2 separate regions of the Homo sapiens genome follow, and region 2 is linked to region 1. Evidence: chromatin contacts called from ENCODE Hi-C or POLR2A ChIA-PET data. All regions are on one chromosome and are shown on one strand. Each heading gives the region's core, a stretch centred on a gene start or an enhancer-like site at or near the end of the contact. The rest is flanking DNA. Distances are from core to core; before and after follow the strand shown.

Evidence for each region. Hi-C counts contacts between places; a loop is a spot of excess contacts on that map. ChIA-PET counts read pairs that join two places held with the same protein, here RNA polymerase II (POLR2A). Pooled maps may share reads with other maps.
Region 2: a pooled map shows a loop between it and region 1 (6-fold over the local background). The contact joins the promoter of CACNA1E here to the enhancer-like site in region 1. A Hi-C loop is called at or near these places in 2 of 168 maps with a recorded cell type or tissue (astrocyte of the cerebellum and endothelial cell of hepatic sinusoid) and 3 of 50 pooled maps. POLR2A ChIA-PET finds 5 or more read pairs at or near these places in 1 of 52 experiments (GM12878).

Annotation. Positions count from the first base shown.
Region 1 is chr1:181,393,695-181,401,051 of GRCh38, reverse strand. It overlaps a transcript of CACNA1E not described here. Among named protein-coding and RNA genes, the nearest start is that of CACNA1E, 86 kb to the left of the region's middle. RefSeq lists an enhancer at 2,430-2,539. Within about 2 kb of position 2,976, at least 2 of the 41 ENCODE cell types and tissues checked have a DNase peak (open chromatin) inside an H3K27ac peak, as active enhancers do.
Region 2 is chr1:181,479,255-181,486,611 of GRCh38, reverse strand. It overlaps CACNA1E (calcium voltage-gated channel subunit alpha1 E), which reads right to left and starts at 3,095. Exons shown (of 48, transcript NM_001205293.3): 1 at 2,602-3,095. The coding sequence starts at 2,867. RefSeq lists enhancers at 1,248-1,377, 2,340-2,863, 2,864-3,388, 4,191-4,320, 4,372-4,904 and silencers at 3,741-3,870, 3,911-4,040.

The DNA of each region.
Region 1 (7,357 bases), core at 1,727-4,226:
AGCAGCAGATGATATCGGCGATGTAATGTTGGGGGGCAGATCACAGAGGGCCTTTGCCTTTTGCTCTGAGGTAAGTGGGAAGCCTTTGGAGGGTTTTAAGCAGGCATGACACTCCTGTGTAGCTGCTGGTGAGGACAGACCGTGGGAGAGCAGGGGAAGAGGCAGGGAGACCAGTTGGAAGCCATTGCAGCCATAATACAGCAAAGCGTGACCCTCTCAAACCCTGGACAGAGACAGCTTTGCAAAGTGCCTGATCAATAGGAGCTCAATGTACCCCAAGGGAAAACACAGGCCATCAGGACTGGGGAGAGGCAGAGAGAGAGAGCCCGTGATGGCCACTCCCTATCCCTAAAGCTCCTGTGTCTCCTGAGTGGTGCAGGAGGCTCTCTGAAGATTTCCTGTCTTCAGCACACGACCTTGAGCCAAAGAGGGGCACGGGGACCTTGCCAATGGTCCTAAAGGGGTCTCGAGGCTTGGGCAAGGAGGAGACAGGGTTCATGTATCAGGAGACAAGAGGCTTGGTAGGGCATGGGGATGCTTCAGCAGCTGATGTGGTGGGGGAGAGGTGTCAATGCCCACAGACAAGGAGGGCCCTCTTCCCTGCAGCCACGGCCAGTCTGCAGCCTCCCCAGAGGGTCTGCAGCCCAGATGCCCCACCCCAACGTCAGGCCACATAAACTTCAGGAAAGGAGGGGTAGCAGGCAGCTGACTGTATATACATCAAAGGAATGATATATATAATCAAAAGAATGATAAATCATCAGTTAACTAGAAAACCTCTGGCTAGAAATAAGGTAAAACATAAATTTAAAAAGATCAAGTTGTTTTCCACTAAAGTGGCTGGAAACTCAGAAATCTAGCAAGATCCTGGAAATAATGAATGCTAGATTTTTATAACCTGAGTTTTGTGAAGCAAATTCAAATCTGCTTCACGATGTACCCCTGGTGGGGGGGAACACTGAGATATAGCATAGAACTACAGTAGATCAGATTCCCTATTATTTATCTGGGTCACCTGTACTATTCATCCTTCAAAACATTTAAGGCTAAAATTTAGCAATGAAGGTCTTAAATGTTCAAGGTTACCACTTAGGGCCTCACCTGTAATTTTTACAGTTTAAATGTCCATTACTATGGCATGGGTTTTGTTAGCTTCATCCCAGGCAATGATATCCATGAAATTGTGATTTGTTGTACTAATTGTATTTTTACTATTTTAACAGTAAATTCCTTACCAAAGAAAATCATCAAGCATACCACCCTGTGGGAAACATCTAACAAGTCACACTTTGGGAAACACTGTCCTCACTGGCACGTAGTATCTACATAATATTAAACAGTCATCTCAGGTGTTAATGCTGAACATGAGGTGAGAACATTAAAGATCCCCCGAGCTATCTTCCCAGTCCTGCTGGAGTCAGCTCGATCACATTCCCTCCACAGTCATTCAGTCTTTGAACACCTCCGTTGACAGGGATTTCACTATTTCATTACCACCCTCTTTCCCCCACCACCCAAGCAACTATTCCAACTTTAGATAGCTCTATTAGGATGATCTTTCTTACTCTGAGCTGAAATCAATGTGTGTCAACACAGAAATCAGTGGTCTGTAAGTAAACACAATTCATTCACCTGTGGCCACCTGGGACAATCTAGAAAAAGAGGATGTAATCAGCAATAAAAACAATGAAGAGAGGCCAAAAATCAATGTATCTCCTGTCAGAATAGCTCTACGGAAATAACTCAGTGTTTTCTAAATTGACTTAGAAGACCACAAGATTTTTCATTTGCTTTTTTTTTTTCCTTCTACCTCTTTTCCTTTAAAAAAAAAAAAACTCTCTAAACTTTCTTCCCTGTGAAAAGCTAATTGTAACTTTCCTGCAAGCCATTACTCAGGTTATTTTGGGAAGAATCAACTCCTACAACTTCAGAGGAAGGACGGAAAGGTCACAATACTGGGAAGAATCAAAGGATTGAGGGGATGTGGTGGGGGGACTCACTGAAGGACCCAGGTTCATGTGAGGCAGAGGAGATTCTCCCTAATATTTATGTCCTCATAGTGTAGACAGAATTTCTGAAGTGACCTTCTACACAGCAGCATTGCCTGGAAGGGAGGAAGGGAGCTCTGTTTCCAGTTGGATCTCCATTGCCTTTTGCCTTTTGATTCAAGCTGAAAGGCTGATTTTTAGGGATGGGGCTACAGATTTCAAAGGGGTGTTGGTTTTCGCTTGATGAAGTCAAAGCCAGTGGAAACTATGACTATAGTAGGTCCAGCTGCACTGCTCAGACCTCGTTTCTGAAAGTGAGACAGGATGGAAAGTGGTCATAGTGAAAGGTGACCAGGTTGGGTGGGGGTGACAGAGCAATGCTGGTGCTTCATGGAAGCCAGTCCTCCTTTAGCTCATGGAGGGAGGGCACTCCGCACACCCTGCTCCAGCTGCCAGGAGGTGCCTCCAGAGTTCCTGCGCTTTGAATCAGCTTTTCTGGCCCTTCTTGCCCTTCTTCCAGCCCTGGCTTTGCAATTTACTGGCTTAATATCCTTGAGCAAGTCAGCCAACCTCTCTGGGCCTCAGTTTTCTCATCTGTAATATGGAGATAATTGTCCTTTCCTCCAATAGATTTATTATGAGGGTTAAATAAAATAAAGTGTGAGCATGCACTTCCTAAGCTACAAAGCTTATGGAAGAAATTGATGTGATCTTAATCTAATTTAAGGTTTTGGCACCAAAAATAGGTGCAAAGTTTTGTTTTTATTTTGTTTTGCCTTGTTTGTGTTTTTCTGGAAATGGTGATAAAGGGAGAGCTGGTCCTTGCACGTCAAGACTCTTCAGAGAAGGAAGGGAAATTAAACTGCCCCTCCTCTCAGCCAAGGCATCTGGGTAGAGCCTGTGGCTTTCATAGATGTTCAGATGGCAGCAGTTTCATTTTACAATTGACCTCAGAAGAGACAGAGGTTGAAGCAACAGCAGAGGGCTGAGCTTCAGAGTGGGGACAGGAGAAAGAGGCGGCTTCCCCAGGCAGACACTAGCTTAATAAGGTGACATTTGCACATTAGCAGCAGGCTGGCTAATTGATTTGTTCCTGTTACAGGAGCATCTGTCTCTGCAAAAAGGCGATGGCCACCAGCTCTGGCACAGTTGCTAGGAGAGTGTCCAGGATCTCTCAGGTCATTTTTTGCCCTAGCCAATAGGGTAAAAGCATTTTGAGAACCAGGAGAATGCCAATGAGAACTGACTGGAGTACAAGAAGGGTAAGGGCTACATGTGGAATCCCCAGGGCTGCGGAGCTCAGCAGGGAGAGGGAAGGACAAGACGGGATGAGGGGGAGGGACACCAGGTCCTGGAGCTGGATTCTAAGCATCGCTGATGTAGCCCATACAAAAGTTTTTCTCACTTTCCTCCTTTTTCCTGGAGTCTTCCTAGTGACGTGATGAGAGGCTGAAACACCCCACCCTGTCCAGGCGCAGTGGCTCATACCTGTAATCCCAGCACTTTGGGAGGCCGAGGCAGGCGGATCACTCGAGGCCAGTTCGAGACCAGCCTGGCCAACACGGTGAAACCCCGTCTCTACTAAAAATACAAAAATTAGCCTGGTGTGGTGACGCATGCCTGTAATCCCAGCTACTTGGAAGGCTGAGGCAGGAGAATCACTTGAACCCGGTAGGTGGAGGTTGCAGTGAGCTAAGATCGTGCCACTGCACTCCGGCCTGGAAATAAACAAAAAACTCACCGAGGCAGGGGCCTGGGTTTTGTAAGGGTTCAGGACAGAGTTCCCATCCACCATTATTGTGGTGAGACGTAGTAATAGAAGAGAATTCTATAATGTGAGGCCTGCTGGGAGCATGGGAGGCATCAGTGAGGACTGATGCTCTTGACCCTCCCAGAGACATTCTGAGAGCTCCTGTAGACCTCTGCCCTTTTTTACTGTGAAGGTCTGTTTGGTTGCCTCTAGAATTCCCTCATCTGGTGGCAGAAAACCCACCTATCTTCAGGGCTTGGAACTACCCTACAAAGCAGGTCTGCAGCTTGCAAGGGAGTCCCAGCTGTTCCATTGGCCAGGTTCGCTGCAGAGGTGTTCAAACCAGGCATCTTCTGCAGGCTGGACAGATGTGTTCTACTCTTAAAATAAAGTAGCTCCAGTCTTTACCCAAGTCCCAGAAGAAGAAGTAGTTAATGGAAATAATTTTCCCAATTTTAAGATTTCTCTCCTGTGATTTATTTTCCTTAAACTCTTGAGATCTGATACCTCTTGTCTCTATAAGAATGTAGTGGGTAATTTTATCTGTTTTAGCGTAAACTATTTATTCTGGGTTGAGGGAATCTCTGTTTCTATGTTATTCCACATTGTTCTACTCAGGACCAGGCTCCAGCAATTACCTTTCTCTTCTGCGTCATCAATTTTTCACTCGTTGGATTACTCCTATCAATGTGCAAACATACTGTTGTTTCTCTCATCTTAGAAAAACCACTTCCTTCATCAGCTATTTCCTGATTTCTTTGTTCTCCTTTGTGACAAACTCTTCAAAAGAGTCATTTCTATTCACTGTCTCAGTTCTCCTCCTCCCATCCCTTCTTACACCAACTTTGATCAAACTTTTCTCCCCACGCTTTTGTTAAGGTTATCAATGCCCTCCACATTGCTAAACCCAATGACCAATTGTTCTTGTCATGCTTGATGTGGTAGCCAGCTTCCAAGATGACCCCACCTCCTGGGATGTTCACCTTTGTGCGGTCCCCTCCCACACTGTACCAGGGTTGGTCTGTGTAACCAAGAACATTCAGAGGTGATGGCATGACACTACCACAGTTAGGTACAAAAGACTGTGGCTTCCGTCTGGGGTGCTCTCCTGCAGTCTGTCTCCCTCTTGGGCCACTTGCTGTGGGGGAAGCCAGATGCTATGTCATGAGGCCACTCAGATGGCCTACATGGCCAGGAAATAGGGTGCCAAGAACTGCAAGAGTGAGTTTGGAATGGGATTCTCCAGCCCCAGTTGACCCTAGAGATGACTGCGGCCACAGCTAACAACTTAATTTCAACCCGCAAGAGATCATGAGTCAGGACTAGCCACCTTAGCAACTCCTAGATTCCTAAGTCTTGGAAACTTTGTGAGATAATACATTTTTGTTGTTTTAAGCTGCTAAGTTTTTGAGTGATTTGTTACACAATGATAGATAGCAAATACACTTGACTCATCACATTATTTGACATAATTGATCACTCTTGCCCCCTTGAAACACTTTCTTCATCTGGCTTCCACGACATCACACTCTCCTGGTTTTCCTTCGACCTCATGGATCACTTCTCAACTTCCTTTGCTGGCTTTTCTTCTTCTGCCTCGATTCTTTAAGCTGGAGGCCCTCATGCCGCTCTTAACCCCAGCTGCTCTTCAAACGCACAAACCCAGGAGGAGGTTCTTGGTACCTGCTTGTTGAAAGTTCCAAATATTTTTTCCAAATACTTGAAATGTAATGGTTTTTAAAGTCTTGAGTCCAAATGAGTACTCACTGCCCCCATCAGAAAAGATGGTGACCTCATCCAGTCATGTGATTTGAATTACCATATATGTTGTCAACTCCAAAATTTATAACTCAGCTCAGACCTTTCTCCCAAATTTCTGACTCATATAACCAGGTGCCTCCATGACTTCTCTACTTGGATATATAACATACAACTCAAATTCAACATGCCCAAGTGTGAACTCCTAACTTTTCCCACCCAAGCCTGCTTCACAATCTCCTTCTGAATTGACGGCAGCTCTGTCCTTCTGGTTGCTCAAGCTGTCCTTGACTCCTATACTTCTCATTCCCCATATCCAATCATCAGTGAATGCTATTAAATCTACCTACAAGATATATAAAAAGATCGAGTCACTTCTCACCATCCACTGCTACCATCCTGGTACAAGCCACCATCATCTCTCATCTGGACACAGCAACAACCTTCTAACTGGTCTCCCTATTTCCACCCTTACCCCTCTACAGTCTATTCTGAACACAGTAACCAATGTGCAGCGTGAGCCTCTTAAATAGGCAGAGCACATCATTCCTCTCTGCATAGCATCCTGCAATGTACCCTCCCTTCACTTAGAGTAACAGCCACAGCTGACCTCCCAGTGGTCAGCAAGGCCCTGCACCATCTGGCTTCCTGTTACTTCCCAGACTCTACCTCCTTCTAGTCTCTCTTTCCTCTGCTCCAGCCACACTGGCCTCCATGTTGTTCTCGGAACATGCCAGGCTCACTCCCACAGCATTTGCACTGACTGTTTCTTCTGTCTGGAATGCTCTTCCCCTAAATATCATTCTGGCTAAGTCCGTCATCTTCTTCACATATTTGCTCAAATATCACCTTAACAATGATGGCCTGTCTTAGCCATCCTGTAGAATCCTGCACACTGCCCCACCCTCAGCACTCCCAATCCCCCTTATCCTATTTTCCCCTTTTCCCCCATAGCACTTATCATCTTTCAACGCATTAGAAGCTGTATTTGTTTATGATAGTGTATTGTCTATCTTTCCCTGCTAAAATCTAAACTAGAAAAGGGCCGGTATCTATGTCTGTTTTATTTGATGAGATACCCCAAACCCTTAAGGATTTTTGGCATGTAGTCAACACTAAAAATATTTTAGTGAATGAGTAAATTATCTGAAATTGTTACAAAAGCCTCACAAAATGTTCTGTATTATCCACATTTTACAGATGAAGAAACTGAGAAAAGGGAATTCACATTTATCAGTCTTACTATGTGCCAGACACTTTAAATATGCTATCTTATTTAAACCTCCCATTTTACAAGGCTCAGAGAAGTTAAGTGGTTTCCAAAAGTCACATAAGTGGTGAGAAGGCAAACTCTGATTTGAACCCAGGTCTGGCTGGAGATAAAGTAAACTCCCCCACCACTCTTCCCATTCTTGTATCAAGCACCTTCCACACACACCTGGACTGAGTCAGCAACCAACCGTCCCCTGAGAAGCCACCTTTGGCCAACTGAAGTCACCACATCACACTCTTGCAGGGTACCTTACAGGCCCTGTCTAGAGACTAGGAGCCAATCCCTACTTTTCTTCCTATCCCCAGGTTCAGGCACTCAGTCCCACTCAGTCCCACAGTGGCTGACAGTCACACAACATAACCCGAGCTGCTCTTCAAAAGCACAAACCCAGGAAAAGGTTCTTGGTACCTGCTTGTTGAAAGTTACAAACATTTTTTCCAAGTACTTGAAATGTAATGGTTTTTAAGGTCTTGAGTCCAGATGAGTACTCACTGCCCCCATCAGAAAAGATCACCAGTCCTTCTTGGCCAGGCACGGGGGCACACGCCGGTAATCCCAGCACTTTGGGAGGCTGAGGCAGGTAGATCA
Region 2 (7,357 bases), core at 1,846-4,345, 85 kb before region 1:
AGCTGGTGAAGGAACTAGGATTTCAACCCAGGCAGCCTAGCTCCAAAGCTTTATGGGCAACCACTACCCAGACTGACTCCCAATAAGACAAAGCAAGATACTTGGGAAGTTATTTGTTTAGAAAGGAAAGGAAGGTGAGACTAGGAATTTAGGTGCGTTTCCCACGGAAGCCCAATGTTTCCACGTGGTCACCACCAGAGGGAATATATTAGTCAATTACATTGTACATGGTGTATTTTATATTTTCCAACAGGGCTCCACTAAACACCTTAGCAGATGTTCCCTGAACACTGTTACCACAGCCTACATGCTGTAGAACCACTGTGAAATTTCCAACTATGCAGACAAAAGAGACCATTGGGACAGGGCTCGGGGCCAAGGCACTGAGCATGATGCTGAAATCAACTCCCTCGAGAGTCTCCCGTTTGACTCTCTTTGGTCCATTTTTGGCCAAAGACAAGGAAAGGGAGGAGTAAGACTCACAGCCGCACCTTGCGCGCTCGCAACGCCTGGTGGAAAGGCGGTGTCTTTGCAGCGGAAGAGAAAACGTGAAAAAAGGTGACCACGTGGTGTAGGAAACGTGCCTGGTTTCTCAGCTCCAAGGCTGGGCCCGGCCAGAAGTACCCGAGGTGCTGAACCCGGGTAACTGGGGAGCCCCGGGCCGCCGGGAGTTTCAGCGGCGCTGTCCGAGGTGCCAACGATGGCTGCTGGCACACTTTGCCACCCGCGGGGCGGTTGGGCGGCTTTGTCTACCGCAAAGAAACGGGAGGGCGCCTGTCTGAATAAACACGCCCCTAAGAGAGGGGCACAGCAAGGCAGCACCTGGTGGATGGGAAGATTTAGAGAACCGTAGAAGCCGAGTGAGAAAGGAGGGCCCAGCTGGGAAATCCGTAGACTGCCTAGAGGAATATTTGCAGCCGCAGCACACAACACAATGAGATCTGTCCGCTTTGTGCAGCGCACCGGCAGGCGTGACTGCAGGGACCCGACCCCTCCCCCGCCCGAAACCTCCACCCTAGCTAGATACGTTCAACTCAGGCAATGGATGGCCTGGGATCACTCTGTGAGAGTGGAGCAGGGGAGCGGGATGCAGAGAGGAGAGAGGGAGAAGCCCAGCCGGGGTTGCTGTGGGAGGATGCGAACAGCAGCAGGAAGAATATCTGCTTAGAGATGCTCCTTCGTTTCTAATGAGGGGGTGCTGCCTAGAAGCACCACGCGCCAGCCAATCACCGAGCTGCTGAGGCAGGGAACTAGAGAAGAAGGGGAAGGCCAGAGACTGGGGTTGGGGGAGTAGGGAGATGCCCAGGCCCTGGGGGAAATGAGCCGCGTGTCTGGCTAATACTAGAGACCCAAGGCAGCTCCAGCTGCCTCACTGCTGCACACCTGGACGGTGGGGGTGGGAAAGAGGGAGAATAGGGGAGAAAAGAAGGGGCCTCCATTGCAGATGCATCCCTCCCAAATCTCCCTCCCAAAGTCCCATGTCTCCAACCCCATCCCCATATTTAACGCCAGACCACTAGCTTGCCTCCTACTAATCCCCTTCACTGCCTCACCACCCCCAATTCCCAATGGCCTTGCCAGGCGTCCAATCCTTAGTGAAGAACAAGGCAGTGAGCTGCCTAATCAGCAGTCTGCATTTGGTGCACTTGATTAAACCTGCAAAGAAGCTCCTTCCATGCCTGTTCACCCTGACACCACCACCATCAGAGATGGCCCCCACCAGTGCTTTGGGGAGAGCAGTTCCTTTGGAGCTAGGGAGAGAGAGACTGCATGCACACCTCTGGCCTCAGCGGATGAATTCAGGCCCAGCCGATCCACCTGGATCCTGGATACTGGGAGAGCAATCAGCTGGGTCAAGCACTAAGAAGCAAGAGTACCCAACCAAGGACCAAGGACAGGATGGGCCTGATGAGCTGCTCTTTCTTGGCTGAGAGGAGAACTCCAAGTTTGAGCTCCTTGGGCTGTGGCAACAGAGATCACCTCCCCTGACAGACACTCACTCATGCCACTTTCAGTGGAACTTAAACTTAAGTCCCTAGAGTTAGCTGAGTCCCCACCCAAAAGCCTGTTTTATTTATTCATTTGTCTATCTGTACACAGGGTTTTGGCCCTGGGAACTTCTGAACTGATAAATCCCCTCATGGAGCCTTGACTTCCCTACAGGAAGACAGTGCGGTGTCTCCTGGTTGGTGGGGATACGGGCAGAGTGGCTGGCTTAAAGAAAGGAAAATGAGAATTAATTATGAAAGGAAGCATTGGGGCAACCCAATCTATGTAGAGGGCGGCATGTGAAGGGAGTAGGGGTGGGGAGGGGGCTGGGAATCAGACAAAGCCCAGCCCAGAAAGGGATGCACCCAGGGACACTAAAGATTTCCACATAGGAAAAATAAAAAACCAAAAGTCTTACCTTGAAAAACACTAGTGCCCAAACGGGTCTCCACGGCACCAAGCTTGCCCCTTAGATGCACCGAAGAGTGTGCTTCAGCAAAGGGGCAAATTGGCACCAGGAAGGGGTGGGGGATACATTCCATGCTAGGTACCCCCCTTCACCCGAAGAAATGCAAAGGGGGAGAGGGAGTTATGGTGGGCAAGAAAGGATATGGCCAATCGATGAGCTTCTTGGCATATTTCCTGACAATGTTATCTTCTCCGAAGATGAACAGGGATCTGTTGACGGTGAAACAGTTCTGCCGGACGGGAATGGGGTTGTACAAAGCCATAGTCCGCGCCCTCTGTGCTTTCGTCTGCTTGTAGGCGGCCGCCTGCCCCGAGGCCGGCACGGGGGTTCCTTGCCGGTTCCTGCTCTGGTCCGAGTCTCCATCGCCGGACCCTGGCCTGGCGACCACCGCCTCCCCGAAGCGAGCCATCCTGAGGTTTAAACAGACAGAAGACACACAAAGGTGATCGCGGCCGAACACCCGCACACAGCAACAAGCAGAAAGACACACGGAGACTCAGAGCCGCATCCAGACAAGCACGGGGACCACCGCCTCTGGGGAGCTCCGCGAGCTCTTCGGAGAGGCAGCAGCAGCAGCCCGCCGCTGTGAACTGTTGAATCTAAATGCAACCTCTGCGAAGCTCCATTCCTCAAGAAGGAAAAAAAAAAAAAAGAAAAAAGAAAAAAAAAGCGGGTGGTAGGGCTTGGGGGTGCCCAGTTTCTGGAGGAAAATATTTTTTTCAAAATGCCAGTGTGTGGTGGTGTTCAGGGACCAGAGAGGAGAGGGGTGGAGTAGGCTGCTCTTCAAACATAGCTCCTCTTCTGGCAGACGCACCACCTAGTTCAGGGAGAGAGGCAGGCACCGGCCCGCTAGGTAACAGTTTGGTGATTTATTGGTTGGGGGAAGGGGTGGGAAGGAGGGGAAAATGAAAACAAAAGAACTTTAAAAAAAAATAAACAAAGACGAGGACGGGGTTACGATGACATGCTTTATAACGCCAGCCCCTGCAAGTCCATCTAAGAAATTCCACCGCGAAGACTTGGGTCTTTATATCTGCCAGCAGAGACGCATCCAAAGGTTGGAGAAAGAGGGAGGGAGGTGGGGAGAGCGATATTGAGGTTCCTGCGTAAACCGCAATGCCCAAAATCTCAAAATAAGAAGTCGATCCAAGCGAAAAGGGACAAATGACTTCAAAGCTCCTGCGCTTGGGCTAGAAGTTGAGCAGCATCCAGAGAGCAGCGAAGCCTGAGTGCCAGCATCCGCCCGGAGCGCTCGCCACCGCCGCCTCCCCGGATCAGCATGCAACAGCGATCCGCGGCTGCGCCGCCGAGAGGGCGGGAGTGCGAGCGGGCGGGCGGCGAGCACCGGCGGGCGAGGAACAGGTTGCAGCCGAGCCTCGCGGCGGCCTGGCACCACACTTGTCCACAGACCGAACTTCCTCACTAACGGCTCAGTCTCCCTCTTCCCCGCAGGCAGCGCCCTCGGCGGAGCACTGGAGAAGATGCGGAAGGAGAATGGGGAGGCGAGGCAGAGGACAGCGAGCGGCGCGCAGAGGCGCAGCGAGGCGCGCAAGAGCGCTGGGAGAAGCGGGGGAGGAGCTGGCCAGGCGGGAGGGGCGGGGACGCAGCCGGAAGGCTGGAGGTTCCTGGAAGGTGAGGCTGGCTTGCCTTCTTGATTTATGTGGCCAAAGGGTAGCAGCCACCTCTGCAAAGGTCCAGTGAAGAGTCCCCTTTCCCCCAAGTAATGCCGAGAAGAGAGAGGCAGGTGCAGCCAGCGATGCGGCGGAGTCTCCGCAAGAGAGCGAGGGCCTGGCGTGGGGCGCACACGCACGCGCGTCTTGGGTCCCTGCAGAGAGGTGTCCCCAGTGCTGTGCCCTGTTCGGTGCCGGGAGCGGTGCCACGGGCCCGCCGCCGCCCTAGTAAGGTGTCGGGGCCTTTGCGCGCCTAGCGCCATGGCCGCGTCGCCGCTCCTCCGCACCTCCCAGGCTCCACGAACACGGCCAGGCATTTCCAAGTAGAGGGCAGAACCCTCTCCCCATCTCCCCACTTAGCACCTGGGAGGCCCCGTGGAGGAGGCTAGGACCTCTGGGGGTTCCACACTCTGCTGGTGGTGCTGGCTCCTGGCGGGAGCTTCTGCCCTCACGGGGCGGCCTCCCGGTTCCGCTGTAGGAAAGCCCTGCCCGACGTCTCCTGGAAGGGCCCTCCATGGTGAGTTATGGGCTAAAACTACCCTTCTCGAAATGCGAACAATCAGAAGGATCCTCCCGCCCCCCATCCTTTACTCCCAAATAAGCTCCACGGACTTTCTCAAACCCAACCCATTAATGTAGAAAAAAAAAAAAATAGAATTGGTATCTGAGCTGCAGAGGTGGGAAAGGTGGACTCCAAGCCCCAGGGAAAGAGCTCCTGTTTAGCCGCCAAGCCCTTCCCCACAGGTGACTGGTGGTTTGAACTGAGGGCAGGGACCAGCTGTCCCCTCCCATGTCCACACTAGCTGGGGCACACCGTCTTCTGTGTTTTCCTGCCTTGGCTCAACACATAGGCCTCTCCAAATCCTTCCAACCCGAACAATGGAAGGGAAGAAGGAAAGGAGGGGCTGAGGAAGGAAACAGACACTGACCAAAGCCCAGAGGTTGGAAACCATGGGTGAGTATGGCTTCACGCCTGTGAAGTGAGATTAACTGTTGAGAAGTGAGGTGATGTCTGAGTGCATGGCATGTGTGTTTCTACGGGTATGTGTCTGTCTGTGGGCAAGGCCCTGTGAGCACTGACATGTGTCTGTTGTGTGAGAATGTATGTGAGAGTGTGTGTGTGTGTGTGTGTGTGTGTGTGTGTGTGTAGGAAAATTCTCTACTGGAAATCCAAAGGAATGGTCTCAACATGTCCAGCCTGCTGCCCTTGGGGAAGGCATTTGACCTTTGGATTCAGGGGAGCCCATTTCAGGTGAAATTACTATTCAAGGTGAGTCAGCTGTAATTGTTACTTTGATTTCACATTACTGCCTTACTCTGTCCTTCCTCCTGCTTTAATCAGAGGGTCCTCTTCTGTCTGAATACCTAGTCAGTCGTGAAACGGAGGGAGGGTGGTGCTGTGAACCATGAAGTCCCATCAGCCAGTCACTTAGAACTAGTCCCAAGTGGCTATCTCGGTATCCCTGTAAACTACATAGGGTTAGAAAAAGGGCTTTCAGAAATTATTAAGTGTATGTCGCTCCTTTCAGACAGTACCATAATCCATAGCACAAAATTCATTCAAATCATTAGAGAAGTATCTTTGAGTCCCTTCCAGGTGCCAGGCACTGTTTTAGGCACTGAGGATACTATAATGAACAAGATGGGTGATGACATAAATCATGTAGCTTTTTACACTAGATTATACTAGATTGTATAACCTTGCAGGCCAGAAAGCTTCATGAACTTCACTCTCATGCTGTCACCTCACCCCTTTCCTTTGTGGTTCTGCCTCAGCAGGCTGGCGGCATACCTTCTCAATGCCCAGAATAAGCAGGGCTCACTAGCCTTTTACTTCCCAGACTTAGTTCTTGGAACATCAGAGATCCCCGACTTGTCTCTTCAGTGTTATCAGATGTCAGCAGAGATCCAGTATTCCACGTCCTGTATTCTCTTTGGCTGTTGTAATTCTTCAGAGACCTAGAATACTCAAGATGGGATACTACATGTGCAAATGCGACGACACACTGGAGTTGATATCTGCCTTCTTGCCTTCCAAGGAGACAGGAATCATAAATGCATAGGTTGGGAATTAATGTGGAATACCTTAGGGAGTTTCAGCACCTATGTGAGTTAAAAGGGATAATTCTTGGAGGGTGCAGCCAAAAAGGAAAGGGGCAAACATAATGGCATAAATGGCTTTGTGAAGAGACTTGGCCTAAGGGCAGCAGTGCTAGCAGGAAGACAGACTCTCATCTTCCACCCCCACCTGGCTGTCATAGCTCTTGAGAGCTTTGAGATCTATGAATTTCTATACTGGTTTCATACTCTCTAATCCCCCATTCTACCAGCCCCCAAGGCAGCTACAGTTGTTGTTTTTATTTTTTTTTATAGAGACGACGGTCTCACTATGTTGTCCTAGCTGGCAACTCCTAGGCTCAAGCAATCCACCTGCCTCAGCCTCCCAAAGTGCTAGCATGAGCCATTGCGCCCCGCCAGTGGCTACAATTTTAATGGTTGAATAATACATGTGTTTAATAGTTTTCAGTTTACATAAGCCCCACAGCTGAGCCTGACTCCAAACTTCTGAGGTGAGCCTGGTAACACATGTATCACGACCCTTGACAGACAAAGCAGCAGAGTTTCAGCAACGTTAAGCCGTTTGCCCACATCTGATAAGCGGCAGAGTGTGGACTTCTAACACATCTGACTTCCAATCTGCGGCTCTTTCTAAAACCCATGCTGCCCTTCAGGACAGCAATAGGGTAATTCTAAATTGTTTATCAAGAGAAGAAACTATACAATGACACTAAGCCTATGGAAATGCTATGCTTACCATCCTCAAATTGAATTTGATCAGAGGCCAAGTGTTCCTGGCACCATGCCCTCAATATCCAGGAGGATCCTCAGAAAAAGTTCATGACCAGAATACTGTAGTCATGCGGTATTGCATGACTTCATATGGGAATTTCTTCATATGGGAATTTGGTGGGCATTCTCCTTCCAGTGCCCCGAGTTCCACTGTCCTATTAAGGATCCACAAATGGAAATGTGGAAAATTAGCAATTAGTCATAACTCTGATTGGAAACCAGTCTGAAGACCATCTGAAAATCCCTTTCCAGTCTCAGAGGGACAGTAACTGTATTTTCCTGTTGTCAGAGCACCATCTACTGGTCACTGAGCACGAGTGCTTGGCAGCCCAGCACCCCATGCACCATGCCTCAGAGCTTAGATATTCCTAGGCTCTGA